Linked DNA regions of Mus musculus: region 1 is linked to region 2. A link is a loop called in an ENCODE intact Hi-C map of the cell type or tissue named here. Cell type or tissue: left cerebral cortex. All regions are shown on one strand.

Region 1 (8,000 bases), 350 kb after region 2:
GTTATAAATTTCCCTGACTCTTTCTAAGAGCTCCATGAGGAGGAGTCTATCACCACGCCCATTTTATGGATGGGAACTGAGGTTCAGATTTAAAAAAAAAAAAAAAAAAAAAAAAAACATGGAGACTAAGAGCCCACACTAGAATCAAAGCAAAGTCCTACCTCCAGAAACTGTTTTCTGGACTTTCTGCTCTTACACCTTAAATGTTGTGTTGAAATGTGAGTTTTGTTTGTTTGTTTTCATAACAGAAACTCTGTAGCCCAGGCTGGCCTGGAACTCACAATGAGCCTCCTGCCTCAGTCTCCCAAGTGCTGGGATTACAGGCCTCCTGCACCACCTGACCTAGCATTTGTTGCTTTTATTGTATCCTATAGTGTGTTTGGCTGTTGAATGATAAGAGGTTAGACAATATGTTTGTGGTCTATCCTGAGGTAAAGTTGTCCTCTGGCATTGTGTATGACACTTCACTGTGAGTCTGCTGCACCCCAATGTTAACTTACTATGCATCACCTCTTCTGCTGCCAGGATACTACAGTGTGTTCTGCACTATCCTATGAGTTGCTGTGAGTTACTGCTGTATGTTGGCAGCCGGATGTTGGAGTATACTGACACCATGAGGTGGTACATTGCGACTGCGCCTTGGGATGTCCCTGGGCTGTCTGTACTGGCATATTTTGTGCTTGGTTGGTTTATGAGGTTTGGTTTGGTTTCTTTCATTGAGACAAAGTCTCTCATAGCCCTGGGTGGTCTCAAACTCTCTATGCAACCAAGAATAACCTGGAACTCCTGATCCCTACCCTCTGCCTCCCAAGTGCTGAGATTGCAGAGGTCAACCACTATAAACAAATGTCTATTTTTTTTATTAATTTAGGGTTTACTTGTATGCATATGTGTTTGTGGCATGCAGAGTGTTCAGGGGTGCCTGCCAAGGTCATAAGGAAGGTCAGATCTCCTGGAGTTATAGGCAATCATTAATAGCCTGAGGAAGCCCTCTGGTCCCTAGCTGTCTGATTTTGAGACAGTTTTGAGCCTTATAACCCAGGCTGACCTCAAACTTGAGGCAACCATCCTGCCTCAGCAGGGGTTACAGGTGCTAACCACCCTTAGGACTCTTTGGCTGTACTCACTGGTGATTTTGTGGGCAGCTGTTGGCTATGATACCTGTGTGCCGTGCTGTGGGCAGTGTAATGTATTCTTGTTCTGCAAGAGTTTTGTTGTACATGACATTGCCAAATTATTTAGGAGTATTGTCATATCACACATTGCGTGGCCTGTCATATTGCACATTGCGTGGCCTCGTGAGAGCATTCTGGACTGTGAGGTGCTGTCTCACGGTGGGTGAATTCTGAGCAAGCAGGAATCGTGGGAGCACTCCATCTGGCACATGTTGTATTGGCAGAGCTTCACACTGACCTACTTCATCTCTCCACCTCAGGCAAGCCCTTTGACCCCGTGTTTATCCTGAGCCGCTCTGTGTCCAACATTATCTGCTCTGTCGTCTTCGGAAGTCGCTTCGACTATGACGATGAGCGTCTGCTCACCATCATCCACTTTATCAATGACAACTTCAAGATTATGAGCAGCCCTTGGGGCGAGGTAAGCACTCGGAGGTCAACCAGATGGGATCATGGGTCCACAGGGTCCAAAAATGTACCAGGGGCCAGTGATGAGATACATGCCTATAAACCCCATACTAAGGAGGCCGAGGGGAGAGGATTGCCACAAGTTCCTGACCAAGCTAGACAAAATAGAAAGAACTCCTCCTTAAAACCCCACCCCCAGTTACACGGTCCACCCATCCTCCTCTGTCCTGCCCCCCTCCCTCCCACTCTCGTTCCACCCTTGCAGAACTTGGCTGCCCATGACAAGACCAGGTCAGAGTTGATTTAAGTTTGCTTTGCTTAGCCTATCCATCAACCCCCAAGCTTGCTTCACGAAGCCTCTCCAACTCTGGTCCCCAGATGTACAACATCTTCCCAAGTGTCCTTGATTGGATACCTGGGCCACACAAACGCTTGTTCCGGAACTTTGGAGGCATGAAAGATCTCATTGCCCGCAGCGTCCGCGAACACCAGGATTCCCTGGACCCCAACTCTCCCCGGGACTTCATCGACTGCTTCCTCACAAAGATGGCACAGGTAGCTGTAGGATGAAGATTCTCCCTCTAGGCTGGTGTGAAGCCCTCCTGCTGCCCCCTCCCGCTCCCCGCCTCAAACGTGCACAGATCTCAGTTTGGGTAGAGTCCTGAAGCTGTGGCACCTGGCCCTGCTGGACAGCTGCCCAAAGCGACTACCAATTAACAAATTATTAAGCCGTTGTGGTTGGCCAAATTGTTCACCTTGGGCCTTGTCACTTTTTCTCTCTCCCTTCACACTACCCGGCTCCCACCAAAAAAAAAAAAAAAAAAAAAAAAAAAAGTTAGCTCAAGAGAGGGACAGAGCCAGCGACTAGTGACGGTAGCAGTTGAGTGGATCACAGAGGCTCCGAAGTATAAGCTTCTCCCAGTCCCTGACTCATAGTACCATCCTTCAACCACAGGAGAAGCAAGACCCACTGAGCCACTTCAATATGGATACCCTGCTGATGACCACACACAACCTGCTCTTCGGTGGCACAGAAACCGTGGGCACCACACTGCGTCACGCCTTCCTTATTCTTATGAAATACCCCAAAGTGCAAGGTACACGGGCAGCAATGTCCCCTCTACATTACCTCCTCCCTTCTCCTACCCTCCACCCCCACCCTACCCCGTCCAGAGGGTCTAGTAGAGCCCTCCATTAACAACCCTCTCATACAAGCCAAACCAACTAAGAGGCCCTCAGGGTCCACACAGTGCCATTCCCGACCATACCTGAGTACTATTGGCCCTGCCCACAACACATGCGACTGTCTGTCTGGCCTCTGAATCCTTCTTCCTCTGTCATCTCAAAACCCCGCCCCTGAGACCCAGTCACAAGGTCTGCTAAGAACCTTGAACTCTTCTGAATAACATGACTCCCTCCAGCACATAAGCCTCCCCTTCCCCAGGCTCCGCCTCCTGGGTGTCTTCCTGGCTTTGCGGGAGATAGCTGCACTGCCCACACACTAGGTCCATGAGCCTCAAAGCCCTTCCAGAAATCAAATGAGGATCCTAGGATCCAAACAGCCCTAAAGCCCACCTACACAAACTCACACCCAGAAACCCATGCAACAATCAACATTTTTCCCTCTTGAAAACAAATGCTTTGAAACCCAGACTAACCAGAACTCACAGCTATCTTCCTGCCTCAGCTTCCTGCGTGCAATGATGACAGGCCACTGCCTACAACTAGAAAAGCTCTGACTTGATCCTGTCCCATGAACTCCCACAAACCTGCCCCAGTCCCAGCGGTTCCTCAGAGACCATCATTCACTACCTTCTCCTTCTACCTCCAGCCCGCGTGCAGGAAGAGATTGACCGTGTGGTGGGGCGCTCGCGGATGCCGACGCTGGAAGACCGTACATCCATGCCTTACACAGATGCAGTGATCCACGAAGTGCAACGCTTTGCTGACGTCATCCCCATGAACCTGCCTCACCGTGTCACTCGGGACACACCTTTCCGGGGCTTCCTGATACCCAAGGTGTGCTGGGCTCCTAAAATGACATAGGGGTAACCTAGGAAGGGTACCTCAAGCTTTTGTAATTGGCTAAGAGGTACCCTAGACCCTAGCAATCAGCTCCCAGGGTACCAATCAGCAGAGGTGGGAAGTTGCCAATATTTTTTTCCAATATTTAATTTTGTTTTTTACATGTATGGTGTTTCCCCTAAATGGCTGTGTACCACATGCATGCAGTGCCCAAGGAGGCCAAAAGAGGGCGCTGTGGCCTCTGGAACTGAATATACAGATGGTTGGGAGGCATCAAGAGGGTGCTGGGAATTGAACACAGGTTCTCTGCAAGAGTAGCCAGTGCCCTTAATACCATCTCCCCAGTCTTTTTTTTTTTGGGGGGGGGGTTCCCTTATAGCCCAGGTTGACCTTGAACTCCCTACGTGACTGAGGTTGGACTTGAACTCCCGAAGCTCCTGCCTCCTCCTCCAGTGTATTGGAATTCTACCACCCCTGGCTTAGCCATTTTAGATGCTTTAAAACAGAGTTCCTTCATATCAGAAGAGATCGGAACTCCATACACCTTCCTATCTCAAGCCCCTTCCTCAGACCCCTTTCCAGAACTACTGGGCTCTGGAATTTTATCTAAACATCTCCTGAGGCCAAAATACCATTCTTGGAGGACACCCTCTCCAAACACTCCACCCCAACTCCCACCCCACCCCACTTTGCACCCCAGCACACCCCCACTCAGAAATCCCGCGTCTGCTTCTACAAAGCTCAGGACCAAGGGTGGCCCACATCCATTTCTCAGACCTCAACAACAGCATCTAGCACCTATCTCTAGGGGACCTAGGTAGAGTCCCACCTTTTCAAATCCCTAGTGCTCCATCTTTGCAGCACAGAAACTCGAGCTTGGGGGAAAAAATTAATAATAAACCCATTTTCAGAATGGAAAGATGTCTCAGCAGTTAAGAGCACGTCCAAAGGACCCAGGTTGGATTCCTAGCATCCACATAGCAATTCACAACCACCATTTCCAGGAAACTTTACACCCATATTGCACACAGGCAAACACTTAGACATAAAATAAAGTTTTGTTAATCCTCAGTGAGAGTACATTCACTGACTGTCTCTTCGCCCACACAGGGCACAGATGTCATCACACTCCTTAACACTGTGCACTACGACTCGGACCAGTTCAAGACGCCTCAGGAGTTCAATCCTGAACATTTTCTGGACGACAATCATTCTTTCAAAAAGAGCCCCGCCTTCATGCCATTTTCGGCTGGTAAGAGATGGAGTGAACTGTAACTCTAACCCTACTCTTCAAACCATCCCATCCTTGGCTTAGCATACAGAAATTTCCCTTTTCCAATTTGGTTCCTTTAACACCAAGGTGAAAGCCGCTTAAGAATGATTATTAAACTCCCACTAGGTGGCGCTGCTGGCCCTGGTTTTTCTTAACTCTACCTTGCAGCGGGGGCGGGGGTGGGGGGTAGGTGTGGAGCTGGGGGAAGGGGACTGGGAAACGAAGGAGGCGGGAATTCTAATTACTCCGTACAAGAAGGAGGAAATGAGGACTAATGTCAGATAAATTGCCTTTTGTGTGCCTGATGCTGTCTCTGAGAAGGGGCCAAATGAGTTGGGCTCCGTAGCCAGATCACAGTGGATTGCACCCCAGTTCTGTCCCATCTGTGGTAACATTCTGATACAAGATTTGAACCCAGACAGTTGCATTCATATCGGCAGCTTCCTCGGCTTCATTCCCTCCTGTGTCAGCGATATCCCCGATCATGATCTTCAAACCCACACATTTTCCTCTAAGAATATGGGATGCAGCCCATGCTCTCTTACCTAACCTCTGCTCTCGGCCCTCTTGCCCACACAGGACGTCGACTGTGTCTGGGAGAGCCACTGGCGCGCATGGAGCTCTTCATATACTTCACCTCCATTCTGCAGAACTTCACATTGCAGCCGCTGGTGGATCCTGAGGACATCGACCTGACCCCGCTCAGCTCAGGGCTGGGCAATTTGCCAAGGCCTTTCCAGCTGTGTATGCACATTCGCTGAGTACTGCGCCCAGGGACCCCTGTCCTTCTTCCAGTTGGGGTTCACTGTCATAGGCCTCCATTGATATCTCTCTCACATGATCTTCCCTTAACCCTGGGCCTGCCACGTATCAGTACTTTACCCCGCCTATCTTAAGCCCATCTTCATGGAAAGAATGACGTGACAAAGGTGAAATACCCGTCTTATACGCACAGAACCTATTCTATGATGCACCCTTTTCCTGTCTGTTTGTATCATTTCCTAGTAAATATCTTAATAACTGATGTATATCTGACTTGGCTGAATTAGTTGGAAGAGATCAACCCGTGATGGCAGCAGTCGAAGAGCGGTGGGTCGAATCCCCTTTCCACAAGACTCATCTGGGATCAGATATTTACATTATGATTCACAACAGCAAAATTACAGGTATAAAGTAGCAACAAACATAATTTTATGTGTAGGATCACCCCAACTTGAGGAATTATTGGGGGCCACAGCATTAGGAAGATTGAGAACCACTGTTTTATGGTGAGGAAGTAGAAGGTCTGGTGCAGAGGGAATGAAGACACGCCCATCCCAAGGCTCTCCTATAGTTACCAGATGCAAAGTCAGAGACTTGTCTAGGCTACTGAATGAGCTCAAAGTCAACTTAATTGTCTCAAAGTTAATTTTTGAAAGTACTGAAGATATAGTTCGCTAATAGAGTTCTTGCAAACATGTATGGCTCCCGTGGTCTGGTCTCCAGTACTGCAAACCAAGGGGGAAGGGAGTTAACGTTTTCTGGAAACCAGCTGGAAAGAAAAGAATGTGGGGGCCTAAAGACAGAGAGGCAGAGAAACCAAGACCGAGGAGGGAAAGGTCACCAGGGGAGATATCAACTACGGGGCCCGTGGGATGGAAGCTAGAGAGCCTGAGAGAGACGATTACAAAAGACTAAACTATGCTTCCCAAGAAAAGAGCTCTCGATGACACCCCTAATTCTCCCTATAGAACAAAGAAGGATTGCTACCCCATGTTACAGACCAAACTGAGACTAAGAAAGATGCAGTGGTTTGCCCAAGATCACACTGGAGCACTCACCACAGACACTGAAGCTCTAACCACTACCCTTCAATAAACCAGAGGCTGCAAAGGGACAAAAGAAAACATTGTCAGAGACAGAGGAGAGTAGAGATAAAGAGAAAAAAAAAAAGTCGGGGAGCCGGCTCAGCAGTTAAGAGCACTTCCTGCTATTCCAAAGGACCCTGGTTCAAGTCCCCCATATGATAGCTCACAATGATTCACTCTAGTCCCAGGGGATCTGACACCTCTTCTGGCCACCACAGGCACTAGCAATACATGTGCCACACAGACATGAATGCAGATAAGACAAGAAAGAGAAATATGAGAGAGAGAGAGAGAGAGAGAACACCAAAGGGGGAGGGGGTGTGGAAAGGAGACACAAGCAAAGAAAAAGAAAACTAGGCCTGATAAAAAAGAGCAGTATTGGCTCAGGACACCCATCCAAGGCCAAGTTCTCAGCACAAAGAAGATTTATTTGCCCCAGAAAGACAAGGATGGGGAGTAAGATGCAAAGACAGGAGATAAAGGATGAGGGAGATGGGGAAGGGAATTAGGGAGAGGCAGAAGGGGTATCCCTCCTCAAGCACAAGGGACTTGCCTCTGGATAGACAGAAGACAGATGTGGCACATAGAAAAAATGGTGGTTTATAAAGGTAAAGGGGGAAACCCTGTGTTAGGATGAGATGTTAATTTTGCTTGGGCAGGTTAATTAGGACATTCAACGGGAACTTTTGCTTGCTGGACTAATACTTTGATAGCTGGACCTTGGTGGTCAGCCCCAGGAGAAAAAAGTGGAGAAATAAGGAAATAGGTCTCGGTGAGCAGCTTTAGGAATGTAATCTAATGGTTTTTAGCAAGGCGGAGGGAATGGAGGAGAAAGGCAAGCAAGGCCTACCAGAGCTGTGTTTGCCACACTTGGTCCTGTTGAAGACCCTTCACCAAGAAAGCCAGGTCTGCAAGCTCAGTTATCCCAGAGACTGGGGCAGAAGGATCACTAATTCAAAAGCTGCTCTGCCACAGAGTGAGTTCAAAAGCCATCCTGGACAGCTTAGTGTCCCAAAAAGGAAAAGGGCTTGGAAGCTCCGTGTGGTGGCCCACATATTTTTAATCCCAGAGTTTGCGAGGCAGACACAGGCAGATGAGTTGAAGACCAGCATACTCTACATAGTGAGTTCCAAACCAACCAAGGCTACATAATTAGATCCTGACCCCACCCCTAGGCTTGGGTCAGAGGGGAGGCTTGAAGTGTTGTTCAACAGTACAGAGCTTGCTGAGAATCCACCAATAGGGGGTTGGGGACATGACTCAGGGGTAGAG
Region 2 (8,000 bases):
ATTATCCTCATGGCAGGGAGCATGGTGGCACACGGGCAGACATAGTAGATGAGAGTCCTACATCCAGCTATGGCTATGCAGGCAGCAGCAAGAGACAGACCCTAGGCCTGGCATGAGCAATTGAAACCTCAAAATTCACCCCCAGTGACACACTTCTTCCAACAAGGTTACAATTGCTCCAACAAGGCCACCCCTCCTAAGCCTTTCAAAGAGTGAGTCCCTAATCATCCAAGTATGTGAGCCTACGGAGACCATACCTATTCTAGCCACCACATGTGGCTTTTTATATGACAAAAAGACCTGTGGTATCTAGTAGGATCATTGCCTCCATACAAGTGCTTCAAAAGTGTGTATATACTTTGGTAAGCTGCTTTTACAGTGGTTGGTTCAAGCTTGGCTTTCTCAGAGGTTTTAGGATTAACCATCCCTCTTCGTACTCCCTCCCTTACCCTGCCCTCACATTCCTCACACCACTTAATCCGTCTTGCTCCATTACTCCCCATCCCACCTCTGCTGCCAGAATTCTATCCCCCCAAGGCCCAGAAGCTGTGCTACCTGCAGGAGTCCTCAAGTAGTCGTTTCTGACCAGTAGATGGCAGTACTACATTATGTGATGCACTGATTGGCACCTGGTCAGGAAGTAAGGCCAGCAGGTGGGCAGAGACGTTGTGTGTGGGGTGTGTGTGTGTGTGTGTGTGTGTGTGTGTGTGTGTGTGTGTGTGTGTGTGTGTTGCGCTGCTCCTTGAGGCCCTCGGGAGACAGGTGATGGGGTTTGTAGATGAGCAGGGAAGAGACACAAGGGAGGGTTTAGAGCTCAGCCACAGACTTATTTTTAAAGAAATGGGGGGAAGGGAACTGTGAGGCCTCCTAAGCTCTTTGACTCATACATTTGATTACATAAAGTCTCTTTCCATCCAACCTACAGTAGTCTCCAGATACTCAGGGCAGACTTTATGGTTGACCTAGGAGGAATCTACCATTAGCAATCAGGGGCCAGATAGGCAGCTCAGCATATAAGTGCACAAGCTACTCATGTGGGGGACCAGAACTTAGTTCCCTGGACCCATGAAAGGTGGCTCACAACTGCCAGTAACTACAGCTGAGGGGATCCAGGGCCCTCAACAAAGTAAAACAGAAAGAGGAAAAAAAAAAAAGAGGAAAGGAAGGAAGAGAGTTGGGGAGGCTGGAGTGATGGTGGTGCTAGGGCAGGGCACACACGAGGACCTGACTTTGGACCTCCAGTACCACATAAAACAACCAGTGCCTGTGCACACACCACACACACACATACACACACACACCATACACACAGACCCAACACACACACACATCCTGTACACACACACCATATACACAGACCCAACACACACCACACACACACATCACTCACACACACATCCTGTACACACGCACCATACATCACACACATACACACACCACACACACAGACCCAACACACGTCACACACACACCACATACCAAACATCCTGTACACACATACCATACAACACACACATACACACACCATACACACAGATCCAACACACATCACACTCACAACATGAACACAACACATATACACATACACCACACACATACTACACATGACATGCATACAAACTCCACACACATCACACACACTGCACACATATACACACATAACACACAGCACACACATGCACACACACAACACACATGCATACATATACACACATACACACACATAACAGGATCACTATATACACCTATGTACACACCATACACACATATATGCACATTGCACACACATACACACACACTCATATACACACAAACATAAATTTAAAAAGATTTAGAGTGTGCTTTACAATTAAAAAGGAATTCAATGTAGAGAATCTCATTACAACTAAAAAAAGAAAAGAAGAGAAAAGAAAAGAAAAGAAAAGAAAAGAAAAGAAAAGAAAAGAAAGCTGTTGTCTTTCTGCACCTGCCTTGATGTTTATAAAACACTCTCTATAGTATAAAAAAAAAAAACTGGCATTTGTCGAATATTTTGTGGGTTTTTTCAAAAGAGCTTGGAAGTTTACAAAGCCCTTTAAAATGTACAATTGTAAACTGTACACAGGACTGAACCCTTATAAATACCTTGTGGCTTATAAAGTATCTTACAACCTACAAAGATATTTTGTTTGCAAAATTCCTTTGGCAGCATGCATTGTTATAAAGTGATTTTCCATTTCACAACATAAATATTTTGTTAATTCCTGTGTAATGTTCACAAAGAGGCTTCCACAAATAAAGGTCTTTATTTTGCCTGCAAAGCTCATTAAGTGGAAAACCACTTGATGATAGCTTAATTTTTTCAATGCCCTTGAAGGGAGGGAGGGAGGGAGGGAGGGAGGGAGGGAGGGAGGGAGGGAGGGAAGTTCTGTTTTGTTTTCTTTTGTTTTGTTTTGTTTTGTTTTTTCAGTCTTCCCACATTGATATGACTAGTGTTTCCTGGGTGTCCACTAGGAGGCAGGCAAGATGCTAAGCGTGGGATTTGGCAATTAAACCAAGGAGACACCATTTCTGATGACCCGATAAAATACCCTGACAATCAGCAGCATGGGGGAGGAAGGATTTATTCTGCTTATAATTCCAGATGCTATTCCATCAGTGGAGGGGAAGTCAAGGCAGGAACTTCAAATAGGTTCACATCACATCTGCAGTCATTAGCAGAAAGAACAAACTCACCCTTGCTTGTGCTTAGCTAACTTTCTATACTATTCTATAGTCCAGGTCCCCAAAACCAGGGAATGGTACCAACCACAGAGAGCTGGGTCTTACTACATCAATTAACAATCAAAAAACAGCCCCACAGAGCAACCCAATGTAGACTATGCCTCACTGAGACTTTCTTCCCAGGTGATTCTACCTAGTAAGACCCTGTCTCAAAACAAACAAACAAACAAACAAACAAACCTACCACGTCCCTGGATCCCTGAAATTTTTGGTATGAAAATCTAGAGACAGGGCCATGCTGTGTAACCCAGGCTGCTGTCCTCAGACACTATTTCGTCAACCTCCTGAGTGCTAGTATTATAGTCCTGAGGTACCCAGCCGGACTTGGTGTAATCTTGGACTTTACAGAATAGATGAGACAGTGGCACTGCAGGCCACAGTCTCTCAGCCTAAGTACCTATGTTTCGATAGCCAGAATCCTTTCCCAAGTCACTCTTGCAGTTCCAGTATTTGCCCTACAGGGGGAGCACCAGTCCCAGGAGATCAGACCTCTATTTCATTACTCTTGACAAGCTAACTTACACAGAGAAACGGTTCGTTTTGCCTCAAAGTTTTGAAGGCCCCACAGTAAGCAGGAGGGCCCGTTGCTATGGGCCATCTGGTGGGCATGTTGCATAGCAGTGCCAGGGAACGTTTGGTACGACAAGTTATTCTTACTTCATGAACAGAAAAGAAAAAGAAAAAGAAAAAGAAAAAAAAGGAAAAGAAGAAGAAAGGGGAGGGGAGGGGAAGAGATGGGGGTCCCCCCAAAGCCTCTTCAGCCATACCTCCAGGACTAAGAACATGTCACAAGTCCCCACCTCCGAAAAGTTTCACCATCTCCAAATAGGGCCATCCTGAGTACTGAATTACCATATAGACCTATGGGGGACGTCCAAGTTCGCCCCACTTTTTCAAAACCTACCCTATTTCTCTTTCCCTCGGTCAGCTTTGGGAAGGCATTGGAAACTAACAAAACTCAAAACTGGGCTGGAGAGGCATCTCTCTGGGTTATGAGTGCAAGCATGAGAACCCAAGTTCAAATCCCCATTATTCATGTAAAAGTCTGGGCATGGCCATGTAGAGCATACATATAACACTGGCAAGGGGAGCCACAACAGAGGCATTGCTTGGGCTTCTTGGCTGCCAAGCAAAGTAATGAGTTTCAGGCTCAAGGAGAGAACAGGTTTGAAGTGAATAAGGTGGAGAATGCGTGACAACCCCTGCACAGGGGCACAGACACACACACACACACACATACACACACAGAGTGGGAGAGATTGTTCAAAATCCATCACTGTGTGGCCCCATCATGCCAAGCTAGAGCTAGGACAGAAACATAGTTTTGCATATCCAGCAGAGTAGCAAAGAACGGGGACTTAGAAGCCAAGAATCCGAACTTGGCATTTTCTATTGTGTTCAGTTTAAGCAAGTTTAAAAACCTGTACCTCGGTGCTGGAGAGATGGCTCAGCGGTTAAGAGCACTGACTGCTCTTCCAGAGGTCCTGAGTTCAAATCCCAGCAACCACATGGTGGCTCATAACCATCTGTAAAGGGATCTGGTGTTTCTGAAGACAGCTACAGTATACTAATACAAATAAAATAAATAAATTAAAAAAAAAAAAACCTGTACCTCTACCTTCCAAACCTATAATTAATCTCTACTACCAATAGTTGGTACCCTCCGCACATTGTAGAACATCGTATATAAAGGAGTTACAATGAGAAACATGGAAAATGAGAAAAACCACACTGTAGAACATTGTGGATGAGTGAGTTACACTGAAAAACACATACGTGAGAAACGCACATTGTAGAACATCGTATATAAAGGAGTTACAATGAGGTGAGAGGGTGAGAGGGCTAAATAGATAAATTTGGCCTATGTCCATGTTACCAAGGTGATAAAGACTGATTGAAAATGGTCTCTGTATACAGTGAGCCTTACCCTGTTTTGTGGGCAAACAGCAGCCTAAGAATATGCTCTGTGCTAACCAAGCAACTGAATCTCAGCCAATCACAGCATTTGAGCTTCAGCCAATCACAGGCTCCCAACTGACTAGACCATTTCCACAGGAAGCAAACTATAGCCAATCTATCTATCTATTTCATAAAGTAATTTTCCCTTCCCTTCCTTACCTAGCCAACTTTCTCTCTTCCTCTTCCTCCTCCTCCTCCTCCTCTTCCTCCCTCTCCCTCTCCCTCTCCCTCTCCCTCTCCCTCTCCCTCTCCCTCTCCCTCTCCCTCTCCCTCTCTCTCTCTCTCCTTAAAAAGAGAAAAGCCACTAAAACACCATGGAGTCCTATTTGAGTTGGCTAACTCCTCCTGAGCCTGGGAACTGACCTAGAGTGTGGTTGACAAACCCAGTGTCACTCCCTTTTAAAAAAAAAAAAAATTCTTTTCTTACCCTCTGCCATCAGCTGTCACTTGTGAAGAGCTTCTTGGATTGGGTGGGACTTTGTGCGCTCTCCCACCCCACCTGCTGGGGTTGTGTCTGAGTTGTGCCGGTCCTGCGCATGTGCAGCCTGTGGAGGCATGCGCATCCTGTGAGGGTCGCTGCGTGCCGTCACGGTCTCTTTGAGTTCATGTGTGCACCTGCTTTGTGTCTGGAAATTTTTGTCTCCTTTTCGTCATCTACCGCCTCTGGTTCTCACAGTCTCAGGATTAATAGTGTGAAAATAGCCATCGTACCAAAAGCAATTTACAGATTTAATACAATTGCTGTCAAAATTTCAATAAAATTATTCATGAAATTGAAAAACAAAACCTTAAACTTCCATATGAAAACATTTTGTTAAACTTAACTCACTGTAGATTTTTCTTTAACAAGAGGTTATTTGATGTTACACGTGGGAAGTATGAAAAGGTAGGTAGCTGCAAGACCAAGTTCTCAGCACAAAGGAGATTTGCTTGCCCCCTGGTGGGGTAGCGGGGTGCAGAGGAGGGATAAGGAGACAAAGACAGGAGTTAGAGGATGAGAGAGAAGGGAAAGGGAATGAGGAAGAGGGGTATTTATCCCAGAGGAACAAAGGACTGCCCGTGGGTAGAGAGGAGACAGACACGGCCCTTAGGAAAATGGTGATTTAGAAAGAAAGGGTAGAAGGGGAACCCCCTGTAAGGATGAGGTGTTTAGTTCTAATTAGGCATGTAAATTAAAACAGCCAAAGGGGACTTTTGATTGCTGAACTTCAATAGTTTGATAGCTGGACCTTTATAGTCAGTCTCAAGAGGAGGAAGTGACCAAATAAAGAAATAGACTTGGAGGCTAGCTACAGGAATATAATCGAATGGTTTTTTAGCAAGGCAGAGAGAACAGGTGAAGAAAGACAAAGCCTGCCAGAGCCATGTGTACCATGCTCAGGCTGGCTAGAGTCCTGCAAGGAGTGTGGGATGCTTGATCCTTTGTAAGGAATATTAAAGGTGTTAACTATTATCAGCCAACGTTGAGTAAGCCCATACTACATACTATCCTGGTACTAAGAAAATCATGCCCCCCCCCCCCGGCCAATTCGGTATGTAAATATCAGCAGATAAAACCCAACACAAGCAGGTCATAAGATGAAATAAGGTGAGCTCAGTTAGTTAGGAAACTGTCAGGTCATGGTCTTTTTAGACTGAATAGTGGGAGGGCTTTAGGAAATGTGAGCTCTGAAGGGGGGGGGGGGGGGAGGGCGTGACTTTCCTTTTGTATAGGGAGCCACAAGGGCAAAGGCCTTGAGGTGAGATCAGGTTTGGCAACTTCCAGGATCAATCAAACATAGTATCTGACAGGGTCTGCTGAAGGAAAAAAAAAAAGGTTTCACAAGGTCAGAGTTCCCTCTCCCCGCCTCTGTGTGTGTGTGTGTGTGTGTGTGTGTGTGTGCGCGTGTGCGTGTGCGTGTGTGTGCGTGTGTGTGTGTGTGTGTGTGCGTGTGTGTTCATAGTGCATGTCTGTGAAGCATGAGCGCACATATTCTGTGTAAGCACGCAGAGGCAGTGCAGGACACAATGTCTTTCTCTACTGCTCTTTGCCTTGAGACGGTCTCTCACTTTTTCTGTCTAGGCCATCTGGCCTGTGAGCTGCTCCTGGGGTCCTTTTGTCTTCGTTGCCCAATGCAGAGATTGCAGGAAACACAGAGGCATGCTCAGCTTGTTTTATGTGGGCTCTGGGGACTTGAACCGAACCGAGGTCCTTATACTTATCCAGCAAACACTCTTGCCCACAGAGAATATCCCAAGCTTCATACTTTATCTTTTGAGATAGGATAGCTCACTTAGCTCTGGGGGAGCTGCTGACTAGGCTGGGCTAATCGCCAGGAAACCACAGGAATCCACCTGCCTCTGCTTCCCCAGCTCTGGGATTAAAGGATGTGCCAATGTTCCTTGATTATCTCCTCCTCCTCCTCCTCCTCCTCCTCCTCCTCCTCCTCCTCCTCCTCCTCCTCCTCCTCCTCCTCCTCCTCTTTAATGTGGGCCCAGGGATTGAATTCAGATCCTTATATTTTTGCCACATATTTTACAGCCTGAACTATCTCTTCAGCCCAAGACAGGAATGTGTGTGTTCCCTATAGGGAAGTCCAGGTTGATCTTGAAACTGTGGCCTGAATGCTGCTGTTAAGGAGTGTGCCTGGTTCAGCTCACTGATTTTTTTTTTTTTTTTGTTACTCGTGTCTTCTCTTTTACTTATATAGACCCCTCGTATGTAGCCAGCACGTTGTGGGGCTCACAATAGATATTCTTGAAGTAAATAATAGGCAGGTGCTCAAGGGATGTGAATATACTTGGACATAATGTTTCCGGGTGGACACAATGGTCTCTAGAGCTCATAGATCTCCCTGGGAGATCTTTAGGTCCCAGGCTATGTCCCATGTCTACAGAATCAGAACCGCATCTCTAACCTTCTCAGCTTTCCCTCAGCGCAGGGATGGAGTTGGCAGGTTCTATTTACATCTCAGTGTTGAATCTGAGCTACTAGGTGACTTTGAGACGTGGCTTATCCCTGCCTCTGCCTTATCTGTGCAGTTGTAAGGCCATGAAGATAACAGGATTTACTATATGGAAGAGCTGCTGGTGGGATTGGCTGCAGTATGTACAAATAAATACTCGCACGTGTCTGGGATCCAGCCAGCACGCTGAAGAACTGGCTGTACTCATCAGTGTTGAAGCCTGTTGTTGAGGTTAAATGAGCTTTGATTTGCATGGCCTGGCACTAAATAAGAGTCAGAGAAATGACTGTGCTGGCGGCTCCCAAGGCTTCTGAAGCCAAGCTGGCATGGAGC

The links. A loop is a pair of places that touch in the nucleus more often than their neighbours do. Peaks named below come from ENCODE experiments on the same cell type or tissue, not always from the same donor. Only the 100,000 strongest peaks of a DNase experiment are listed, where the experiment ranks them.
Region 1: it touches region 2 in a loop (4-fold over the local background); 23 of 42 quality-filtered maps call a loop at or near these places.

What each region holds. Positions count from the first base shown.
Region 1 is chr7:27,127,756-27,135,755 of GRCm38, forward strand. Cyp2f2 (cytochrome P450, family 2, subfamily f, polypeptide 2) reads left to right here. Exons shown (of 10, transcript NM_007817.2): 5 at 1,436-1,596; 6 at 1,962-2,138; 7 at 2,539-2,680; 8 at 3,415-3,602; 9 at 4,719-4,860; 10 at 5,461-5,905. The coding sequence ends at 5,642. Among named protein-coding and RNA genes, the nearest start is that of Cyp2f2, 12 kb to the left of the region's middle. In left cerebral cortex, CTCF peaks have their summits at 628, 3,830 (motif pointing right), 4,994 (motif pointing right) and 5,205; DNase peaks (open chromatin) are centred at 621, 2,113, 4,999, 5,494 and 1 more place.
Region 2 is chr7:26,775,480-26,783,479 of GRCm38, forward strand. It overlaps Gm51442 (a long non-coding RNA gene), which reads right to left and starts at 6,160. Exons shown (of 2, transcript XR_003946615.1): 1 at 5,150-6,160. In left cerebral cortex, CTCF peaks have their summits at 577 (motif pointing right), 2,521 (motif pointing right) and 3,206; DNase peaks (open chromatin) are centred at 626, 3,219, 4,728 and 5,264.